Linked DNA regions of Mus musculus: regions 2, 3 and 4 are each linked to region 1. The links are chromatin loops, found by intact Hi-C in ENCODE. Cell type or tissue: heart. All regions are shown on one strand. Each heading gives the region's core, and the rest is flanking DNA. Links, peaks and the distances in the headings are about the cores only. Region 1 has its middle 13 kb from the start of Sipa1l3. Region 2 overlaps Sipa1l3 (signal-induced proliferation-associated 1 like 3). Region 3 overlaps Sipa1l3 (signal-induced proliferation-associated 1 like 3). Region 4 overlaps Nfkbib (nuclear factor of kappa light polypeptide gene enhancer in B cells inhibitor, beta).

Evidence for each region. A loop is a pair of places that touch in the nucleus more often than their neighbours do. Peaks named below come from ENCODE experiments on the same cell type or tissue, not always from the same donor. Only the 100,000 strongest peaks of a DNase experiment are listed, where the experiment ranks them.
Region 2: a loop joins it to region 1, with 2.9 times the contacts of the local background. A loop is called at or near these places in 14 of 42 quality-filtered maps.
Region 3: a loop joins it to region 1, with 2.9 times the contacts of the local background. A loop is called at or near these places in 11 of 42 quality-filtered maps.
Region 4: a loop joins it to region 1, with 7 times the contacts of the local background. A loop is called at or near these places in 2 of 42 quality-filtered maps.

The regions. Positions count from the first base shown.
Region 1 is chr7:29,515,522-29,520,764 of GRCm38, reverse strand. It overlaps a transcript of Sipa1l3 not described here and 4932431P20Rik. Among named protein-coding and RNA genes, the nearest start is that of Sipa1l3, 13 kb to the right of the region's middle. In heart, for the core only: a CTCF peak has its summit at 2,529; a DNase peak (open chromatin) is centred at 2,104; H3K4me3 peaks cover 1,746 bases; H3K27ac peaks cover 1,038 bases; H3K27me3 peaks cover 1,350 bases.
Region 2 is chr7:29,450,222-29,455,464 of GRCm38, reverse strand. All of the region lies in intron 2 of Sipa1l3 (signal-induced proliferation-associated 1 like 3), which reads left to right. Among named protein-coding and RNA genes, the nearest start is that of Sipa1l3, 53 kb to the left of the region's middle. In heart, for the core only: no CTCF peak of the experiment used is centred there; a DNase peak (open chromatin) is centred at 1,994; H3K4me3 peaks cover 414 bases; H3K27ac peaks cover 1,523 bases; H3K27me3 peaks cover 2,500 bases.
Region 3 is chr7:29,458,938-29,464,180 of GRCm38, reverse strand. All of the region lies in intron 2 of Sipa1l3 (signal-induced proliferation-associated 1 like 3), which reads left to right. Among named protein-coding and RNA genes, the nearest start is that of Sipa1l3, 44 kb to the left of the region's middle. In heart, for the core only: no CTCF peak of the experiment used is centred there; a DNase peak (open chromatin) is centred at 2,450; H3K27me3 peaks cover 2,043 bases.
Region 4 is chr7:28,759,896-28,765,138 of GRCm38, reverse strand. Nfkbib (nuclear factor of kappa light polypeptide gene enhancer in B cells inhibitor, beta) reads left to right here. Exons shown (of 6, transcript NM_001306222.1): 2 at 3,008-3,113; 3 at 3,204-3,537; 4 at 4,874-4,962; 5 at 5,043-5,243. Among named protein-coding and RNA genes, the nearest start is that of Nfkbib, 4.1 kb to the left of the region's middle. In heart, for the core only: no CTCF peak of the experiment used is centred there; no DNase peak of the experiment used is centred there.

The DNA.
Region 1 (5,243 bases), core at 1,581-4,080:
ATCATTGAGATTGTTTGGTTTGCTTTGTTTTTTTTTTTTTGTTTTTTTTTTTTTGTTTTTTGTTTTTTGTTTTTTTTTGAGACAGGATTTCTCTAACAGCCTGGGCTGTCCTGGAACTTTCTTTGTAGCTCAGGCAGGCCTCAAACTCAGAGACCTGACTGCCTCTGCCTCCCAAGTCCTGGGATTAAAGGCATGTGCCACCACTGCCTGTGGATATTCATCTTGAGTGTTCTGTGTAAATTTTATTGTATCCATTTATGTGAACCAGCTGGTTTAGAGTCCCTTACAAGAGCATGGTTGAGGTTTTATTCATATGGGCATGAGCGGCTCACTGCTGGCCATACCACTCAACAAAACACCTCTTCCCTAGCAACCATTAACTTTAAGTCTAAAGAGTCTCAGGGAAAGGTAGGCTTCGGGAGTTTTTATATAAAATTATGCTCCCCCCCCCCCCCAAAGTTCTAACTTGGTAGTCCAAGATGGCCCAGAACTCTCTATGCACTAACCCTCCTGTCCTTAGCCTGTGAGTGCTATGATTACCGGCCTGGTTTTATGTAAAAATTTAAATTGATCAGGCATAGTAGTGCATGCCTTCAATCCCAACACCTGGAGGCAGAGGCAGGCAATCTTTGTGAGTACAAGGCCCCCTGTGTGGACATAAGTTCCAGGCCCAAATCGGGCAGTGGTGGCACATGCCTTTAATCCCAGCACTCGGGAGGCAGAGGCAGGCGGATTTCTGAGTTTGAGGCCAGCCTGGTCTACAGAGTGAGTTCCAGGACAGCCAGGGCTACACAGAGAAACCGTCTCCCACACCAAAAAAAAAAAAAAAGTTGCAGGCCAGCTAATTACATGAGGAAACCCAGTCTCAAAATTTAAACTTAGTTTATGTAGGTATTTTTGCTAGGTTATTACTGCTTGCGATTACAGTGACTTGGATTAGATGTATATGATACGTTTTGCTGAATGAATGGGCACGTGAATGACGCCTCTGATCTGTCCGGATAAGAAATATGTGTTTTCTGTCATGTCATAATGAACACCTTGCCAGGCAGGGCGCAGGCTTAAGCAGAAAGCGTATGCATGAGGGCTGAGCAATTCGAGGCAGTTACCTCAGAATTCCTTATGGAGTGTTTTTGTTGTTTTTTTATAGGTCGAATCTTCACTCATGTCTACGAGTGGACTAAATCTGGACATTCCCCAGGCTATAGGCACTCAACAAACAGCAGTTACCCTCAGACTATGGCATTATTGAATGAATAGAAGAGAAAAAGCCTTCCAGGCAGCCCCTATGGGTCGTGATTCTGCGCCTCCCATCTCGGGGACTGGTCTGGAGCAGAGAGGAACACGGGGAGCCGCGTCCTCACGTTCCGGCTCCCCGAATCCACATGGGCGGGAGGTAGGTGTGTCCACCTCCTTCGGGCAGGAGCCGCGCCTGTTACCTGTGACAGGACTCCCGAGAAGGGACAGCGAGCTCTGCGGCACCCCGGAGCTCCTATGGAGACGAACAGACTTAGAGGGGACCTGGGAAGCTACCTTGAAAACGATGTGGGAGGACCCCACTAACAGAACGGTTAGTCCCGCAGCCCCGCACCTGGCGGATTGACCCGGGCAACCAGAGCGCGCGCGGGTGCACGGTGGCACGCGCACGCGTTCCAAAAGGGGGTGGGAAAAGAAGTCCTCCGACCCCCGCCCCGAGGGGGGACCCCCAACCATCCAGGGCTGAGTCGGCCGGAGAGCGCGCGTGCGCGAGGGCGCGCCGCGCCGTCCCGCTCCGCCCAGCGCTGAAGGGGGTCTAGCGCAGGGCTCCAGTCTTCCCGCCCCTCCCCAGGCTCGCAGGCTCGGAGTAGTAGACTCCGGCCCTGCGGAGAGGGACGGCTAAAGGTTCCGCGAGCCGAGGAAGAAGGCGGACCGGGCGAGGAGAAAGGAGAAACCGGTTGAACGGGTGAGGAGCTCCCGGGCAGGAGCCGACACAAGACACGCCTCCCTGCCTCACACCCCTCGGGGCTGCGGAAGTCCTCCGGAGACTGGAGCTGCACCGACCGACCAGTAGACTACGATTCCCAGAAGGCGGTGCGGTGGCGTGCCTACGACTCCCGGCAGACCCCGCGCGCCAGGCTCTCTTCAGCGCGCTGCTTCTTAGGGAGAAACTACAGTTCCCACGAGGCCTCGCGCGAAGCGGCTTGGAAGTGGGCAGCCTGGAAGTCACTCGGGCCACTGGAGCTGGCGGCGTCTCTAGCGAACCGCGCCGTGCTGAACGCCGCGGTCGAGGAGCCCGCGGGGCGTGTGGCCGGTACGCCTAGGTACGTGGCTCCTGGTGCAGGAGCAGTCTCCTCCAAGGGTGGTGGGGATTTGATAGCTGCTCGGACCCGGAGGGTCAGTGCAGGCGGGGTGACCAGGCGGACGGCCGGGTGTGGGCATCGGCTGTGGGGGGCGGCAGCGCCGGGACTCACGCCCTCCATACCCGGCGGGACTCATGCCCGCATGGCTCAACTTTCCAGAGGTGCAACCGGGCACGGTGGGGAAGAGCTTGGAGTCCGGGAGACGTGGGTGCACGTCCCAGCTCTGCCACTATAGAGCTGCGGTCTGGGAAAACCGCGCCGAACCTCGTTTTTATCATCCGCAAAACGGGGAAGGAGGAATTGTCTTTTGCTGGTGATTGTTCTGAGGTGTTGAGATCTGGTGAATAAGGCGTTTCACGTTGAAGATACTTATTACGGGTTTGCGTTATTGTTAGTTCCTGGAGAGATGAGGTGAAGATAGTATAGATTGCCAATCAGTTGACCATGTGCATGTAAAGACCCGAGTCCATAGTTAACACTCAATGCAGAGTAGCTGCTGTTAACTGCGATCGTTTTAATAAGAGCTTTTGCTTGTGAAGCAGAGAGACTCACGTTCAAATTTAGGTTTTTGCCATGCACCAGCAAGCTGTGTGACCTTGGACAACTAACTTCATCCCTCTGTGCCTTAGTTTCCCTTTCTATGCCTAAATATAAAGTGGAGATTTCAATGGAAGCCACCTCATCGAATTGTTTTGAAGATGTATAAGAACACCCCATGTAAAGTGCTTAGCACAGCTGCTGGCATATAGCAGTTTGTAAACGCTGTCATTTATTCAGCGTTTCCGGGGAGCTTAGAGACCCTAAGTAGGGCTCTGACTGATGCCTTGGTCTCTCCGGTGGGCCAGATTCAACACTGAGTCCAGTTGGCTTTCCCTCCTGTCACACTTGGGTTTCTCGTTTATAAAAATGGGACAATAACAGTGTTCCCTTGCTAAGGGTGTGATGATTTGCTGAACACTAGGCTGAGCCACCCTTCACTGAGTAGCAGTTCGTATGGATTTATGATTGTTCTTCAGTGTTCTCCATCTGGCCCAGAGGCTGCCTAACTGTGGGCTGTGACATGACAGCCCCGAGCTCCCCCACACGTTCGCTCCCAGCCTCAGTGTCCCATCTGTGAAATGGTAGTCATAGGATTTCTATGCCAGGATTGTTCTGACTCCAGGAGATAGTTTGTGGTTAGCACAGGGCCCCAAGCACTTGATGAATGTACCTCTCTCTCTTTCTGCAATAAGCCATTTCTGATTCTGTTTGTACTTATAGGGCAGAGTGCAAGGTTAGTGCCCACCACTCCCCCATCCTTAAAGTTGTCTCAGCAGAGGTTAAATTGTTTTAGTATAAGGACCCAAAGTGACAGTGCTGGCCCGCCATCAGCAGCCCTTGTACAGTGCTCCTCCGCCAAGTCAGTATATCTGTATTTATTGTTGTTGTTGTTGTTGTTTGATACTGAGAATGGAATCCAGGGTTTTGTGCATGTCAAACACTTTCTCTACAGCTGCTGTAAACTGCTGCTCTGGACTCTGCCTTCCTCACCTCCAGCTCCAGACATGGAACTTGTATTTCCTTGATGTCCCCTGATGGATGTTCTTGGGCATTGTAAACTCAAGTTTGTCCAATCTGAACACTTCCTCCTCTTTCCCCTCCTTGATTCAGTATCCGCCACCACAGCACATCGGCTAACAGTGACCCTGTTGCCCCAGGCAACTCAGATGTCTTCCGCCGCTTTCCCATAATCCAGTTGACTGGAGAGGAGGGCAGAGCTGCCCGGTTACAGAAGCATCATTTCACTGAACCCAAGCTGGAGGGTCCCCTATCCCCTGAAGGTGGCCTTTTCTGTTTCAAGACAGGGTCTCAAGTAACCCAGGTTGCCCTTAAGTCTACTATGTAGCCAAGGATAACTTTGAACTTGTAATCCTTGTGGCTGCAACTACTGGGATTTCAGCTGTAAACCTAGCTGTGGAGGCACAGCTTTCCTGGCAAGGCCCAGTTGTTTCTTCTAGGTCAGCAAGCATGAACGGAACGTAGGGTACATATATGTAGTATGTGCTCCATATGCGCCAGAGAAGACAATGGGAATTTGGCCAGACAGCTGTGGCTACAGATGTGTCAGGAAGGCCTGGCTTTCAGGCAGCTCATTTCTGCCAAAGACAAGCGGAGTTGATAATTTCTTTCTGAAAAGCTGCACTCTGTCAGTGCATGAGACTATCCAGTGTGGGAAAGCAACACACACACACACACACACACCACCACACCAGGGCAGAGGCTGGGGCAGGATAAACCTGTGCTTGTGATTTCATTTGAGGTTGGCAAACTGATCTCAATCAAATTTATGATGGCTATCACATTTTTTTTTTGTTTTTTGTTTGTTTGTTTGTTTGGTTTTTTGTTTGTTTGGTTTTGGTTTTTTGTTGTTTTTGCTTTTTAATCTGCAGTATTAAGACAATGACTTAAATAAAACAGATCCTGGGTTATCTCCCTTGTAGTGACAACAGCAAATGTTTTTTAAACCTTTTGGGTAGAATGGTTTAAGAGTTAACCGTGGGCCTGGTGTTCAGATGTTGCAGTTGTTAGGCGGTAAATCAAAACTGGAATGTAGAATGTGCCACAATTGCTGTCCTTTTCTGCTGTAAAATGAATTTGCCTGTGTTTTTCAAGCTTAGGCTTCATACCTTGCAAAGACTAAATTAAATGTACTTACATTAAAAAAAAAAAAGAATACAATACATTTTCTCTGGTATTTGTTTTCAGCTACTAGAACGAGAGGGAAGCTGCCAGGCCAATTTCCAATTTGTATGTTTATTTTTTAAGGCTTGTGATGGCCATTGTCTGTCTGTCTGTCTGTCTGCATCCCCCCCCCCCGGCCCCGCCTTCTGTGTGTGTGTGTGTGTGTGTGCGTGTGTGTGTGTG
Region 2 (5,243 bases), core at 922-3,421, 65 kb after region 1:
GGGATTGCTGGATTGAGTTTAGTTCTCCAGTTAATTTTGTAGGGCACTGCCATCCCCTTCTCACAGCAGCTGGCGTGGATGCCAGCAGGACACAGAGAGCTAGCCTCCCCAGTTCTCTGTTGATATGTAGAAAAGGCTGGACTGGAACTCACACTAGATCTGCCCCTCCTGAGACGGTTCCTCCTGAGAGCTACGATTAAAGTGCATCACCTACATTTAAAAAAAGTAGTGCATGTCCTACAGTTGCAGCCATTTAACAGACTGTGAGGGCGTCTCCCATTTGGTTTGCATGGCTATTCAAGTCCTTTGTGGAGAGGAATGTTAATCCGCAACAAGGCTGCTCTGGCAAGGGATCATATCCAGAGACCTAGGTCTGTGATCTGGCTGGAATACAGACACACCTTTAATCCCCCTGGCCGGGATACAGACATGCCCGCCCTCAGTGCACACCCTTAATCCTAAACAATGTAGGTTAGATAAGGTGAGTTTGTAGACGGAAGCAGCCATGTTTGAAAGGGATGTCTAATTGAGGGTCGAAGCAGAGAAAGATTTGACAGAATGAGTCAGAGATAGGATACTCCAACTCTCACAACAGCAGCACAGGAAAGAGAGGCGACTTAGGAGCCGTGCAGGGAGAGTCAGTTGGGAGTCTCAGCACTGAGTGCAGTGCGGTGCAGCGGAGCTGAGTTTTTGAGTCTATGCAGTTCAGTGCAGGTCAGCAGAAGCAGTCGAAGCCAGAGAATAAGAGAGCCAGAAAATTAAAACAACTGCCAAGTTAGTTTGAGACTAAGCAGAACAGTTCATTGAGAAGCGGAGAGACGCCAGATTGAATCAGTCAGTTTGAGCCAGAACAGCTGAGTTGAACCAGTGAACCAGAGTTCAGAAAGAACTAGAAAGGGTGAGCTTATTCAGCCCTAAGCCTTTGAGACAATTACATCTGTCAAGTAAAGTTTTATTCAATCTTGGTCAGAGGACAATTCTGTAGACTTGTTTCTTCCCTCCACCTTTAGGTGAGTTCTGGGAATCGAACTCAGGTTGCTAGGTTTACATGGCACCCTTCACCCACTGAGCCCTCTTGCTGGCCCTAACCTCTCACCAGATCGGTGACTTGCAGATACTTTCTCCCATCCCATGGCAGCTTTTCTACCCACTATTCAGTAGAATAGTGTTTTAATACACAAACGACTTTCAGATATGTTGGGTCTTTTTTGTTATTGTTGCTGTCTGTGCTTTGGATATTGTAATGGAGAAATTGCTGCCTGGTTCAGAGCCACGAAGCCTTTCCCTGTGTCTTCTAAGGCTTCTGTGGGTTCGGCTCTCACACCAGGATCTCACGTGCATTCTGAGTTACATTTTGCATCTGGTGTAGGATAAGGGTTCAACTTCATTCTGGGGGTCCGGGTTTCCATTTTTCCCCGACTGTGCTTGTTGATAAGAATCTCATTTTGTCAAGTGACACGGGGGTGACCTTCACTACTGTAGCAAGCATTCTGTTCCCTGCTGTGCTCATTCTCCGTGGAGAGTAAGTTGGTGCTATGAATAACAGTAAACATGAAGAAGACAGTTCCTCTTCAGCTGGACACTTCTTCCAGGTCAGGAGTGATGAGCAAGGCAGACAGTCTGGAGGAAAAGACCAGAAACATGCAGCCATCTGCAGAAGTGTTCAGACAGTGAGTGGGCCTTTTGAGCTGTAGAACAAGAAGAGGCTCACAGAGGCTGCCCTAGGAAGAGTAACATATGTATCAAAGTCCGGTGCAAACCAGAAGAAGGAGTGCTATGTCCATCTCTCTCCCCTGAGCGCTTCCAGCTGTGGTCCGGAATCTCCAGATGGGCGTTGCCATGGAAGCACCCTCCACCTCTCACTTCCTGACTGAGTTTATTTGCGAGTTTCCCATGCTGGTGCCAGTTCCCAGCTGTAAATACAGACGTGGCGGGGTCCCTTTTTCCTGCTGCCTTGTAGCTGCCTGAGGGCGGATGTGGCTAGAATCCAGCGGGAGAGCCTCCTCCAGCCAGAGGCAGTTGTAGAACCTGCCGTGTCACAGTTTCTCTCCGTCCCAGCATGCTGTCTTTCAGGATGGTGCCAGCAAGCCTCTGCCTGTGCTTGGAAACACTAGAGTCCAGCTTGTGTCTGATGGAGACATGAGCTCATGAGAGCTTCCTCTACCACCCTGCTCCTGGGGAAGCCAATGGCCGGCGTTTTATTCAGACCCCCCACCAAGGCTGATTTGTCACCCTTCTGGCGGAAACTGTGCTCACTGTTCTTGGCCACAGAGAAGAAAGGGCTCTCTGACCTAAACAAAGGAACTGCCACCAAGATGAGGGAGGTCCGTGGCTCCCTGCTCCCTTGGACTGAAACTGTTCATTGTAGAATAATTTTGTTCTGCTAACCAGCATTGTCCACTGTCGTCACACGAGATGGCTGTGGAGGCTTCAGGCAGCACAATCTCACGGGGCCACCATGATCTATGCTAAAATGTCGTGTGGCACACACATGACTGAGCTCAAGTGTGCTCAGGCATCTTTAAATAATTTTTAATCCTTTTAACAATTTGATCAAGTGTTTATAATTTCCCTATTTTACAGCTGGGGAAGCTGCAGCAGGGGGTAAGCTAAGTTGTTGGCCAGATTTCTCCACAGCAGCCGTTTAGGCAAAAGGAGGGGATTTAACCAGAAGATGCTGATGTGGCTCAGAGAACCAGAGCTGGGCCTCAGAAAAGTCTATGGACCAGGCAGGCAGTTCCTTGGTTGCAGGTAAAAAGTAGCAACCAGACCTCGAACAAATGAGTGAAGGTGAGGATGTACTCCAGAAACCCAGAGGCGGAGCCAGTGTCTGTGGTGGTTAGTCAGGAAGGCGGGACTGTTCCCAGTGACCTACTTTGTTTCTATGCCTTCATTGGTTCAGAGGAACCAATTATTTCAGCATTGCCTACCACCCTGGCCTCCCAAGAGGCTGGAGTTGTATGACCCTGTCCCTGTCCTAAGAGGTTAGTTATCTGTCCGCTGTGATGCAGAGCTTCTGAGCTCCTCTCTGATGACATGTGTTGCTGGTATGTCTGATGGCGCGTGTTGGTGGTATGTCTGATGGCGCGTGTTGCTGGTATGGCTTTCCTAGAAACAATCACGGTAGCTAGAGGGGGTGTGGCTGTGATAATAGAGCCCATCCTGAACCCAGATGCTGGGGGGCATCCCCAAATGCCTTGGGATCAGAACATGAGTATGCTCTTCCTCACGGAGCCCTCCCCGCATCTCTGTGTTACTCACTGTCCCCCAGGAAGACTTGCTTCCTGCCTTTCCTGGTACTGCAGAGGAGGCCTGGCCATCTACAAGCTGCACACACCTTGCATCAGCCTTCCTTCCGGAGAGTCGTTCTCAGACAGTACCCAGAATAACCTGAGGACCTGAAGGTGTCTCTCCGTGGACTGTCTGGGGCCGAGGCGTGAGCTGTAGTGTACAGTAGGCTCGGCTAAAGTGAGTGCTTTCCATCGAGGGCATAGCCCCTGACGTCTCCTGTAGGCTTGCCTGCTCTGTCCTCTTTATAGGCCCCGTGACCCGGGATCATGTGAGCAGTACTCTGAAGGACAGATGCTGGGTCACACTTCTTGACTGCAGTCACCCTACAGCTTTGATTCACAGATGCTCTGCTGCAGGCTGAGAGTGACCCATTCATTTCTCAGATTCTAGAAGTGACCTCTTGTGGGCAGGTCATCGCTGCACTGTGGCCCACCAAGCCTAGTTTGCTGTGACCTCTGCCCACCACCCATCCTAGCCCAGTCCTGTAGGACTCTGCACCTGCCCTCTGCATCCTGACCCTCTGCTGTCCTATGCGTGACGTTTACTTTCTCTTCCTGGGCCACTCCTTTTTGTCCATGGGTTCTCCTTCCCTTAGTCCTCTGACCAGACTAATGCCAACGCCTCCTTTAGATCCCCCTCACACAGCACTCCAAAGGGCCTGCTTCCCCCTCCCCCGCAGCCCAGCCTCTTCTCTGAGCTATGAAACCTGCATCGTCAGGACCCCACCTCTGTAACGTCAGCCCCCTAAAGGCAAGGTCCAAGCCCCTTTGGTGAATGGCGTAACTGTTTCCCAAGATGTGCCTTACTTTAACTTGGACGTGGGGAGAACCGACATGATCACAGAGGTAGAATACCCCTTTAAAAGTGGTTGGTTGGTTGGTTTGTTTGTTAATTTCGGTACCTGGCTTGAAAACAGCCTTGAGCATGCTAGGTAAAGCTGACCTCTGAGCTTTTTCTGAGCCCCCAAGGGTCTTTTATCCAGAGTGCTTGAGACCAGAAATGTTGCAGATTTTGGAATATCTGAATATATGTGAGCTATCTTCTGAGTGGAAACCAAGTGTGAACACCAAATTCACTTCTGTTTGAAATACCTCTTGATCCAAATAACCTGGGAGCCGTTTTATGTAACATAAGCACGCCAGCGTTGGCTGCGACTTCAGGTCAGGCATCGGATTGTCCGCGTGTGTCTTCTCAGCACTTTTTGGGAGTTGAAGAATTTTTGGATTAGGGTTGATCTTACCACTGACAGTCACATAATAAAAACAATCACCTTTATGAGTTTCCTTTTCCTTTGCTTTCTTTTTATGTTCCTTAGCCTTTGGGTTGCAACCCTTTGGGGATCAAATGATGCTTTCACAGGGGTCACCTAAGACTATGGGGAAACAGATACTTAAATTATGACTCCTAACAGTAGCAAAATTACAGTTATAAGGTAGCGATGACAGTAATTCTATGGTTGGGGGTCACCACCATATGAGGAACTTTATTAAAGGGTCACAGCGTTAGAAGGGTTGAGAATCACTGCTTTAAAGTGTGTGTGTGTGTGTGTGTGTGTGTGTGTGTGTGTGTGTGTACACAACATGAGTGTGGTGTCCAAGGAAGCCACAGAAGGACCTCAGGTCCCTTGAAGCTGTAGTAGTTGGGAGTGGCCTGATGTGGGTGCTGGGACCTCGGTGCTCTGAAGGACAGCAAGTGCTCTTAACCTCCGTGGCATCCCTCCAGCTCGAGTGTCTGTTCTTCTCAGTGCCTCACTCTGACTCAGATCCGGGCTGGCCTCAGATCTGTACTGATCCTCCTGCTGGGATTCCAGGTGTGAGTCACTACATCTGGCCACCTTCTGGTTTTACTTCGTTATTTCTACCCTGCCCTCATATATGGACACATGTGGCCACTAGAGGACAGCTTTGTGGAGTCAATTTTGTCCTCCTCTTTTACATGGATTCTGGAGATCA
Region 3 (5,243 bases), core at 1,418-3,917, 56 kb after region 1:
ATGCCACCTCGTGTTTCTGAGACTCCGTAGATGGATTTCCATGTCATTTCAGACCCATATTTCATTCTGTGAATGGGGGATAGTTGCCTGGGGTGCAGTGGGACTGTCAGAGGCCCAGCTGTGGCGAGTGTTCTTGTTAAACGCCAGGATTCACTCTTTACTAAGTGTCTGTCTGTGTGGGGCGGGGACAGCACTCGAGCATCAGAGGGAAACGCAGCAGCTGGGAGGAGATGGTTGGCACCACTGGGTGCTCATCATGCTGGTCTGCCTGCTGTGGGAACCAAGGACTCTGGAATACCAGCTTTGCCTTTGTGGGATCCTCTTCCTGGCCACAGTGGAGGTGAATAAACTCCCAATGGGCTGGATAATTGCTGATGGATGCCACTGTCATTGCAGCTCAGCAGGAACCAAGAGCCCTATCCTAACTCCAGGTGGATATGCCCTGTGTGTCAGCATGCCAGCATGCCGCTGCTTGACAACTTGCAGCTAGCTGCTGGAAGACTTGAGCCTCTTAGAGCCCGATAGACCCTGTCATCACAGAGTGTGACTGCTTCGTTGGGCTGCTAGAACTCACAGACGCCAGCACTGGCTCTGATTTAATCCCTGTAACAACCCTACTGACCTTGCTATGATTAACCTCCTTTCCAGATGAGGAAACTGAGGCACAAAGAAGAGAAAGAGCTTGTCTAGTGACCCACAGCTAGTAAATGGCAAAACTGAGATTTGAGCATGGGCCATCTAGATTAAAAGTGTATGTGTCTGTGTGTGTGTTGGGACATCTCATAGTCCACGCTGATCTGAAACTGGCTGTGTATCCAAGGATGACTTTGATGAACAAGGCCTCCCTCACTGAGTTCCGAGGATCACAAGCCTGAGATGCATGCCTCTGAGGAGTAACAGTCAGGGCTTCATGAAGCCCAGGCAAGAACTCCAACCGAGCTACACCCCAGCCCTTAACGTCTCCACTCTGTGGCACAGGATGGTCAGACAGAGCCATGCCAGGCAGTCTGTATGGGGACAGAGGAAGGTCCTATAGACATGGGATCCTGGGAAGGTTAAGACATTCCAAGCCCAGAGAAACAGTTGTACTCACCCCCAAGGAGAAAGCTGTCACTGGTCAGCGGCTGCCACCTGGGAAGCCCTGGCCCAGATCCTGAGTGTGTGTCCAGTGGCCCATGCAGAATGGTGGCCTCGGGGACAGGGCACCTGCTGTCTGTGGTTTGCTCTATAGACGTGACAAAGAGACTTCTAAGGCTCTGGTGCAGAAATGACCCTCTCACTCCTTAGCTTTGGAGACTGGTCTCTCTCAGTATCTTGCCAGGGACTAGATATAGAAGAGGGGCTTTTAGTGAACCTGGGTTTGGGGTGCTGGAGCCTGCGAGTTGATAGCATTGGAGTTACATGCCAGGCAATAATATTCTGGTTCCACGTATGCTGGAGTTGTGGCTATGTGTGGGGTGACCACTAACCTGAACCTTGGGCTCTTCATTTTAAAGACTTCATTGTGTTGTCGGGTGGGAGCGGGGAGCAGGTGGTCTGAGGTCAGTCAGTGAGTGCTCAGTGTCTGGAAAGGTTGTGTTGCAGAGGTAGCCTCGCCAAGTGGGTGAGGGCAGGGCCTCTGGAACTACCACTCCCAGCCCTGGGACCATGCTTGAGTGAGTGGCTTTCACCTTTAGGGCTATATTTCCTCATCCCTAAACCAGGAGAGTAATATCCTACCTATGAAGATGCTGTGAGCGCCCTATGAGTGAGTCAGAGAAGCGTGAGCCAGCAGATCTAACCACCGCTTCAGAACGTGGGCCTAAAGCCCAGCAGTCAGCAAGGAGAAAGTGGGCACAGATCAGTGTTGGCAGCCAGTTAGCTTTAGAAAACGACATCTTAGCTGTGAGAGATGGCAATGTAGGCCTGATACAGAAACTTCCTTCTCTCCAGAAAGTTGGCCTCTGAGGACTAAATAATGTGAGTTGCAAGGAGGAAGCTGGACAGAAGGGCAGGCTACCCCAAGCCAGCTCCTCCACAGCGTAATTGGAGGTAGTGTCGGTGGTGTCCGAGTAAACACTCCGTGCTTTAATCGCCACGCGGTTATTTTCCTGCGGAACAGGAAAAGAATTTAAACAGTTTGGCTCTGCTCTAGGTGGGGCCGTTGTTGGTTTTAAAGCCAAAAATAAAATGAGGCTAGTTAGAACAAAGCGCAAAGTAAGTAAGGGCACCGGGGTCTGAGCAAGGTGGGACGCTGGGCCACAGGAAGGGACGGGCCTGGGCAGCAGAGGAAGGGGAAGCACGCGTGGGTCCAGCTAGGTGCACACTTGTGCTTCTCAGTTCTACAGAAGCTGCAGCTCGGTCTAGAGGCTGCTGCTGACTCTCCTGTCACCTCCTCCTTGGTTCTCAAGTGCCACTGAAGGTCTGATGACAGCCGCGCAGAGTGCAGCCACAGCCTGGCAGCTGCAGTTCCTCCAGGGGAGGCAGTAGGAGGTGATGAAGTAGACAAAGTGTTTGCTGCCAGCACCTCTTGTCCCTGCAGTGGTCTAGAAACAAGGCCTCAGGCCACTGCTCGTGAGAGCGCTAAGGACTTTAGCTGGTGCCGAGTGAGTGTCTGTGCAGTAAGTGTTTCCTGGCTGGATGGTGTTGAGTCTCCACTCTGTAAGGCTGTCTCCCCGGGACACTTCGGGCTGCAGGTCACAGGATACCTGGTGAATCTGGGCCTGCTGGTAGAGATGACTTACTGCCATTTCAGACAGCCTAAGACAAGCCTTAACTGTCAATGCGGAGGCTTCTTGGCTCATCCATTGGCTGTCATGTGGTCTTGAAACTGTACATACAATATCCCAAGCAGAAGGAAATGCGAATCCTCAGACACCTGTAACCCTAGCAGAGCTTTGTATATCTCGTTGTCCATAAAGGAGTCAATAGCTGCCCCTAGCTACAGGAGGGGTGGTGAAAATGCACGTACGTCCAGTGCAAGGCACACAGAGAAGGGCCAGGAATGGCCTTGAGCTGCACAGGCAGCTGTGCACTGTGGCTCCTGTTTCCTCCGCAGAATCAAGGATTACAAGTGTCTTAGTTACTCATCAGTTGCTGTGCAGAGATAACCTCAACCAAGGCAACTTATGCAAGAAGACATTTAAATAGGGATTTAGTTTACAGTTTTGGAGGGTGAGTCTTTGACCCCCAGGGTGGGGAGCATGGTGGCAGGCACGGAACTGGAGAGGAAGCTGAGAGCTCACATGTTGAGACAACCACTATGAGGCATAGAGACAGAGCTAACTGGAAATGGCACTGGCTCTTCAAACCTCAAAGCCCTGTCACACACCTCCTCCAGCACAGCCACATCTCCTAATCCTTCCCAAACAGTTCCACTAGTAGGGAACCTAACATTCAGATGGGGGCCATTTAAATCACCTCAGGAAGAAAGAAAATGGCTTCCTAGGATCCAAAGAGCTTAGAGTGCTCAGAGAAGGTGGAACCCATAGTTCTTTGCCTGCAGAGCCTCTGGTCTTACCTCCTGTAGATACCACTTCCCCAACAGGGCCCAGACACCCAGATGGCTGTAACACAGGCTGGTGAGTCTGAGGGTCATGTGGGGCAGTGAGAGAAAGGTGAATTCTGCTGGGGCCAGGCTGGGAGAGCTGTGGGGAGTGATGGCTGGACTCTGAAGGGAAGCCTGACCCAGCTGAGAGAGCTGTGGGGAGTGATGGCTGGACTCTGAAGGAAAACCTGGGCCTGGCTGAGAGAGCTGTGGGGAGTGATGGCTGGACTCTGAAGGGAAGCCTGGGTCCTGCCAGGTTCATGGGAAGTGCTATGGGAACGTGGATTGGGTCAGTGGACTGGGGGCTAATCACAGCTGTTGGGGATTAGAAGTCTGGAGGAGCAGAGATTCTGTGGGCTGGAGTGGGGGGTGTCCATTCCGTATCATAGGTGTCCCCCCCCACCCTTCTCATAGCTCTTCTCCAGCCATGTTGCCCTCCATGCACCAACAGGCTGGATCCAGGTACAGAGACCCTTGATTGTTACTCTAATGGAAAGAGGATTTACAGTTTCCATTTTCATTTCGACATTGAAGTTTGGGATGATTGAAGGACTCTGTGACTGAGCCTCACCCTAACCCTGTTGATGTTTATGAGGAACAGCATGGAGCTTTGGTAAATGTGGCTCAATCCATTTAACATGTACATTACTTCACATGATTGGTTTTTGTGTTATAAGGATGCCTAAAATCTACTTTCGACAATTCTCAAGCCTATACACTACATCATTTTTAGCTGTGGTCCCCATGATATACAGCTACATCCTCTAAACTTGTTCCTCCTATGTAACTCAATCCTGGTGACCTTTGCCCAGCATCTCCCGGACCCCAGCCCCTTTTTTGAAAGTCTTACCATGTATCCCCTAGTCAGTCACTCTGTAGACCAGGCTGGCCCCAAACTCAAAGAGTTTTGGCTCTGCTAAGGCTAAAGACAATCTCCTCCATGGTTGGTACCCACCCCATTTTCTACCAGCTCCAAGGAGTAGGGATGCCTAGCTCCAGAGGGGAAGCTGGGGGAGGAAGGAGGATGGGCACACTGTGTATGCCCTAATACACACCTGCGTGTCGTTTGGCCCCATCATTTCCCCTATTCAGCTGCAGGGATGAAACTGTCACTGCCTCTTCCTACCTCGGGGGTTGGGAGGGTTCCCTCTGCAGACGTTCACCATCAGAGTCAGGAGCCCAGGAGCTTGTGGCTATGACCTGATTGGCAAGCCACACTTGGCATCGTGCCAGCACCTGCTTCAGGTCAAGCCCAGGCTCAGGTGTGGAAGAGCTGGGTAACCCTGGGCACTGCCGGGCACGTAGTTGACTTTAGAGGACTTTCTCTGATAGGTACAGGAGCAGAAGATCTGAGTCAGGAGAGCCCAGCGCCTGCTAACCTTTTTTTGGATCTGCGTTGCAAAGAGGCCTTCCAGAAAGGCAAGGATGGCTCCGTCTCAAGCACCACGGTACCCACTTCCCTGCTCTGGGGTCTGTCAGGCCTGGGTCTGAGTGCTTGTTCATACTCACTGTGATTGAGAACAGAGCCAGCCTCACACCACAGGACACTGGACAATGCCCACAGTGTACCCTGCTCCCCTTCCAACCAACCAACTCTCTCCCCTTCTTCTCTTTCCCTGGCCTGCGCTTTGTTTTGTTTTGTTTCTGAGGGAGTTGCTGTGTAGCTTACACTGGCCTTGGGCTCGCAGCAGTTCTCTGGCTTCAGCTGGGACTCCAG
Region 4 (5,243 bases), core at 1,471-3,970, 760 kb after region 1:
TAGCTTTGAACATTTCATTCTCCTGCTTTCAGCTCCCAAGTGGGTATCACTACATCCCGCCTGGGGAGTGTGTGTGTGTGTGTGTGTGTGTGGACTAGAGGGCAACCTTGGGCTGCACTGAGCACGTAGGCTAGACTAGCTGGCCTGAGAGCCTCAGCGGTCATCTCTTGCTCTCTACCCTCCTCTTCCTCTTTGAGACAGGGTGGCTGGCCTGGAACTCACTATGTAAACCAAGCTGGCCTCAAACTCATCCACCTGCCTCTGCCTCCGGAGTGCTGGGATCAAAGGCGCGCACCACTGTGCTCCATTCCAGGGTTCTCCTCCCTAGTGTTGGGACTATAAATACTTACAATCACACCCAGCTTTTTCTTATGTGGGTTCTAAACTAAGGTCACTGTGCTTTACTTAGCAAAACATTTCCCAGCCTCCAACCCCACCCCCCTTTTAAGTCAGTGTCTCACTATGTAGCCCAGGCTAGCCTTGAACACTACTGTAAAAAAAAATGAATCCTTTTTTTTTTTTCTTCCGGCCACTTAATTCCCAACAATAAGGACTCTGGCATTAACTATTTATTAATAAATGCCTTGGCTACAAGCTTTGGCCCATTCCATAGCTAACACATAACTTATTTAACCCATTTAAATCATTCTATGTTTTCCTTCAGTCTCGGGCCTGCTTCTTCCTTAGCATCGTCTTTCTCGGTGTCTCTCTCAGTGACTCCTCCAGTGTCTCTCCCTGTGTCTCCTTTTATTCTCTCACTATTTCCCAGAATCCTTTCTTTTCCTGCCAGTGTCCCACCTCCTATTTCCTGCTTCAGCTCATTGGCCGTTTGCTTTTTTATTGACAGGTGTTGCCTATAAGAGATTCTGTCTACACATTATGAAATTTTTCTTTGGTTTATTTTATTTATTTTTGGTTTTTTGAGATTGGGTTTCTCTGTGTAGCCTTGGCTGTCCTGGAATTCTCTATGTAGAGCAGACTGACGTTGAACTCAGAGATATGTCTGCCCCTGCTTCCCAAATAATTTTACTTTATGTGTATAAATGTTGGATCCCCTGGAACTGGAGTTAGGGATGGCTATGAGCCACAATGTAGGTGCTGAAAATCAAACCGGGGTCTTCTGCAAGAGCAACAAGTGTTTTTTGTTTTTTTGAGACAGGGTTTTTCTGTATGGCCCTGGCTGTCCTGGAACTCACTTTGTAGACCAGGCTGGCCTCGAACTCAGAAATCCGCCTGCCTCTGCCTCCCAAGTGCTGGGATTAAAGGCGTGCGCCACCACTGCCCGGCAGCAACAAGTGTTCTTAACTGCTAAGCCATTGCTCCTACCCTACCCTACTCTTGGTCTTCCTGCCTGGAATTCCGGGCAAGGTGGTGCGTGCCTGGTTTATGCAGAGTTGGGATTGATCCCAGGTTCTTATGCACGCTAAGCTAGCAGTCTACCAAGCAAGCCACTGCCCAGCTCATCTCTCTTCTTTTCTAATGTGCTTGGAATGCTGTAAATATTCCCTCTGGAGAACTTCTGATATATTGTGTTTTTATTTTTGCATAAATGAGTATATTTTCTAATTTCTCTTGGTTTCTCCTTTGGCCAGTAGGTTATGAAGAAGTATGTTCATTTTTCACGCTTGGAGGAGTTTCCAGATCTCTCTGTTACCAGCTTTAAATTTCATTTTACTGCGGGCAGAGAACATGTTTTGTCTGATTTGCGGTCTCTAGTTTTTCTCTTGCAGCGCTGGCCATCAGACCCAGGGCCTTCTGAGTGCTGGGCGAGTGCTCTCGGGAACTGTGTGCCGGTGGAATTCATTTTGACAACGTGTGACTTAGAGGGAATGTTGGTTAGCAGTGTTGTTCAAAGCTGGGCGTGTGATTCCAGCTACAAAGAAGATTGAGGCAGGAGGAGCTCAAGGTCAGGACCTGCCGAGGAATAGAGTGAATTCAAGTCCAGGCTGGGGACATTCACAGCGAGGCCCTACTTCAAAATGAGGGGAACCAATAGCAGGTAGCTCAGTGGCAGCCAGCGTCCCTGCATGCAAGCTACCTTAGGTTCAGTCCTCATGACTGCAAAGACAGGGCAGCAGCCACCACAGAGCCCTGCCGTTCATTTGCTCCTGCTTTCCTACTTGTTGGAACAGTTGGTGACAGAGACCTAGTGAAGTTACCACACCTATGGATTCGTCTGTTGCTTCTTCTCCTTGTTAGCTTTTGCTTTATGTAATTTGAAGGTCTGTTCTTAGAGCTACACTGAGTGTGTGTGTGTGTGTGTGTGTGTGTGTGTGTGTGTGTCTGTGTATGTGTGTGGTGAGAGCCATCGTATCCAGCTTGTCTGTGTGTATGTGTATGTTTATGTGTGGAGGACAGAGATCCATACTGGCTGTCTACCTCGATTGTACCTCACTTTATTACCGTATTATTATTTGAGACAGGTCTCACAGTGTAGCCCTAGCTGACCAGGAGCTCACCATGCAGATCAGGCTAGCCTGGGATTCTCAGAGATCCACCGCTTTTGCCTCTCTCACATGGGCCGCCATGCCCAGCATTTCTGTATGTGTGTGTGATCGAATCTCATTATTTAGTTTTTAACCCTGCTGCTCTGGAACTCACCATGTAGCCCAGTCTGGCCTTGAACTAACAATCCTCCTGCCTCAGGTTTCCCGGATGCTGGAATTAGAGCTACTACACTGATTATGTTACTTAGTTAACACAGGTGAAACAAATTTGGTAGCTGGGCCTATTGGTGACGAGAGCTATTGAAATCACTAAGTCTATGGATTCCCCTGGCTTGTCAGCCGAGCTACTCAGGAGGCTGAGGTGGGAGGGCTTGAACTCAAGGTCAGTGTGGGCCACTTATGAAGACCCTATCTTAGCTCAGAACACGGAGCAGCCAGACAAAGTGCTAGATTAGCTTCTGCCCTCGACTCTCCGGAACACTGACAGGTTTCCACCGTGGCCACAGTTTGTAGCACACAGTAGACACTCTGTGACACTGACCTCTGCCTTTTGTCCTCAGAGCCCTGCACTTGGCTGTGATTCATCAGCATGAGCCCTTCCTGGATTTCCTCCTGGGCTTCTCCGCCGGCACCGAGTACCTTGACCTGCAGAATGACCTAGGCCAAGTGAGCCATGGGGATGTGTGCTGTAGGGAGCCGGGTGGGTCCAGGATTGTCAGCGTGGCCCTAACTAACCCCTTCTCTCTATCCCTGTAGACAGCCCTGCATCTAGCAGCCATCCTTGGGGAGGCATCTACAGTAGAGAAGTTGTATGCAGCCGGTGCAGGAGTGTTGGTGGCTGAGAGAGGGGGCCACACGGCATTGCACTTGGCCTGCCGGGTCAGGGCACACACGTGCGCGTGCGTACTGCTCCAGCCCCGTCCCAGCCACCCAAGAGATGCCTCAGATACCTACCTCACTCAGAGCCAGGACTGTACCCCAGACACCAGCCATGCCCCTGCTGCCGTGGATTCCCAACCCAACCCAGAGAACGAAGAGGAGCCGCGTGATGAAGACTGGAGGCTACAACTAGAAGCTGAAAACTATGATGGTGAGAGCCCCAGGCCTTGGGGAAGATGTGAGCTCCTGGCCAGTCCCAGGCTCCCAGCTCCTCTCACCCAACCTGAGTTGTAGCCAATGGCCTCAGACATACCCTGGTTGGTGGAGTGCTCATCTGGCATACGTAAAGCCCTAGGTTCAATCCCCGGCATAAACAGCTTGGTGTATGCCTATAATACCAGTCTCTGGAAGCCAGAGGATCAGGAGTTCAAGGTCATCCTTGGTGCTAGCTAGTTTGAGGCCAGTCTAGGTTACAGGAGACCCCATCTCAAACAAACACCCAGTCCCAGCACTTGGGTGGCAGAAACATCATGAGGTCAAATTCAGGCCCTGTCTCAAAAAACCCTCAAAGCAAAACTAGCTCCTTGGGAAGTCATCCCTAGGCTCCGTAAATCCTAGCATCTGGACTAAGGCCCTCCACACAGTCTCAGGAGTACTAAGAATTGGACGTACAAGGCCCCTCTCCCACAGGTCTAGACGTCAGACCACTTATAACCCAGACCTGTCAGCCACAGGTCCAGAGATGCCAGGATACAGTGGTTAAACCAGGGCTACCCATCTGCAAGGTGACTTCCCTCCAGAATTGTTCCCGAGTATGAGCCACCAGCCCAGCCTGACCATGATGAGAGGATCCATCCCATGTCCCCAGCCAGGGGCAGAGGATGCGGGTTACCCTCTCAGCCCCGCCTCATGAATAGACTGAGGTCATCTGATAGCCAGAGTCCTGAGCCCCAGGCCCTTTTGGGGACTTTTACTGTTATTGTCACTGTATCTTTTGTTTTATTTATGGTGCTGGGGCTGGAACTCAAGGGCTGTGCATGCTGGTCAGGCCTCTGCTCTTTGTGGAGGAAGATCAAAGATTTGGCGGCTTGATCCACAGATCATGTGCGTGTGCTTTCATTTAGAGTCCCCGGTCTCATGCCCTGTAGATCCCAGACACAGCAGACTTAGGCTTGCACCTGGAATTCAGGAGCCTGTATGCATACCTAGGAAGGACTTGAGAAGCCAGCCCTGGGACCTGACATATTGGCATCCTTAGCTCACATGGCCCTTTCCTAGGATGAACACAGAGCCAAGGCTTCTCTTTTTTTTTTTTTTTTAAAGGTTTATTTATTATATTATATGTTAAGTACACTGTAGCTGTTTTCAGATGCACCAGAAGAGGACGTCAGAGCTCATTACCGGTGGTTGTGAGCCACCATGTGTTTCTGGGATTTGAACTTAGGACCTTCAGAAGAGCAGTCAGTGCTCTAAACCGCTGAGCCATCTCTCTAGCCTGAGCCAAGGCTTCTTACCTCATCATCTGACACCAATTGCTCTGTTCCCAGGCCATACCCCACTCCATGTAGCTGTCATCCACAAAGATGCAGAGATGGTCCGGCTGCTCAGGGATGCCGGAGCCGACCTCAATAAACCGGTAAGACACTGTGGTGGGCCAGTGTGGGGAAGGCACTGTCCTCTCTTCAGTCTCACTGACCTCTCTGGCACATCCTGCAGGAGCCTACGTGTGGCCGGACCCCTCTGCACCTGGCAGTAGAAGCCCAGGCAGCCAGCGTGCTGGAACTTCTCCTGAAAGCCGGTGCTGACCCCACCGCCCGCATGTATGGGGGCCGCACCCCGCTTGGCAGTGCCCTGCTCCGGCCCAACCCCATCCTTGCCCGCCTCCTCCGTGCACATGGGGCCCCTGAACCTGAGGAC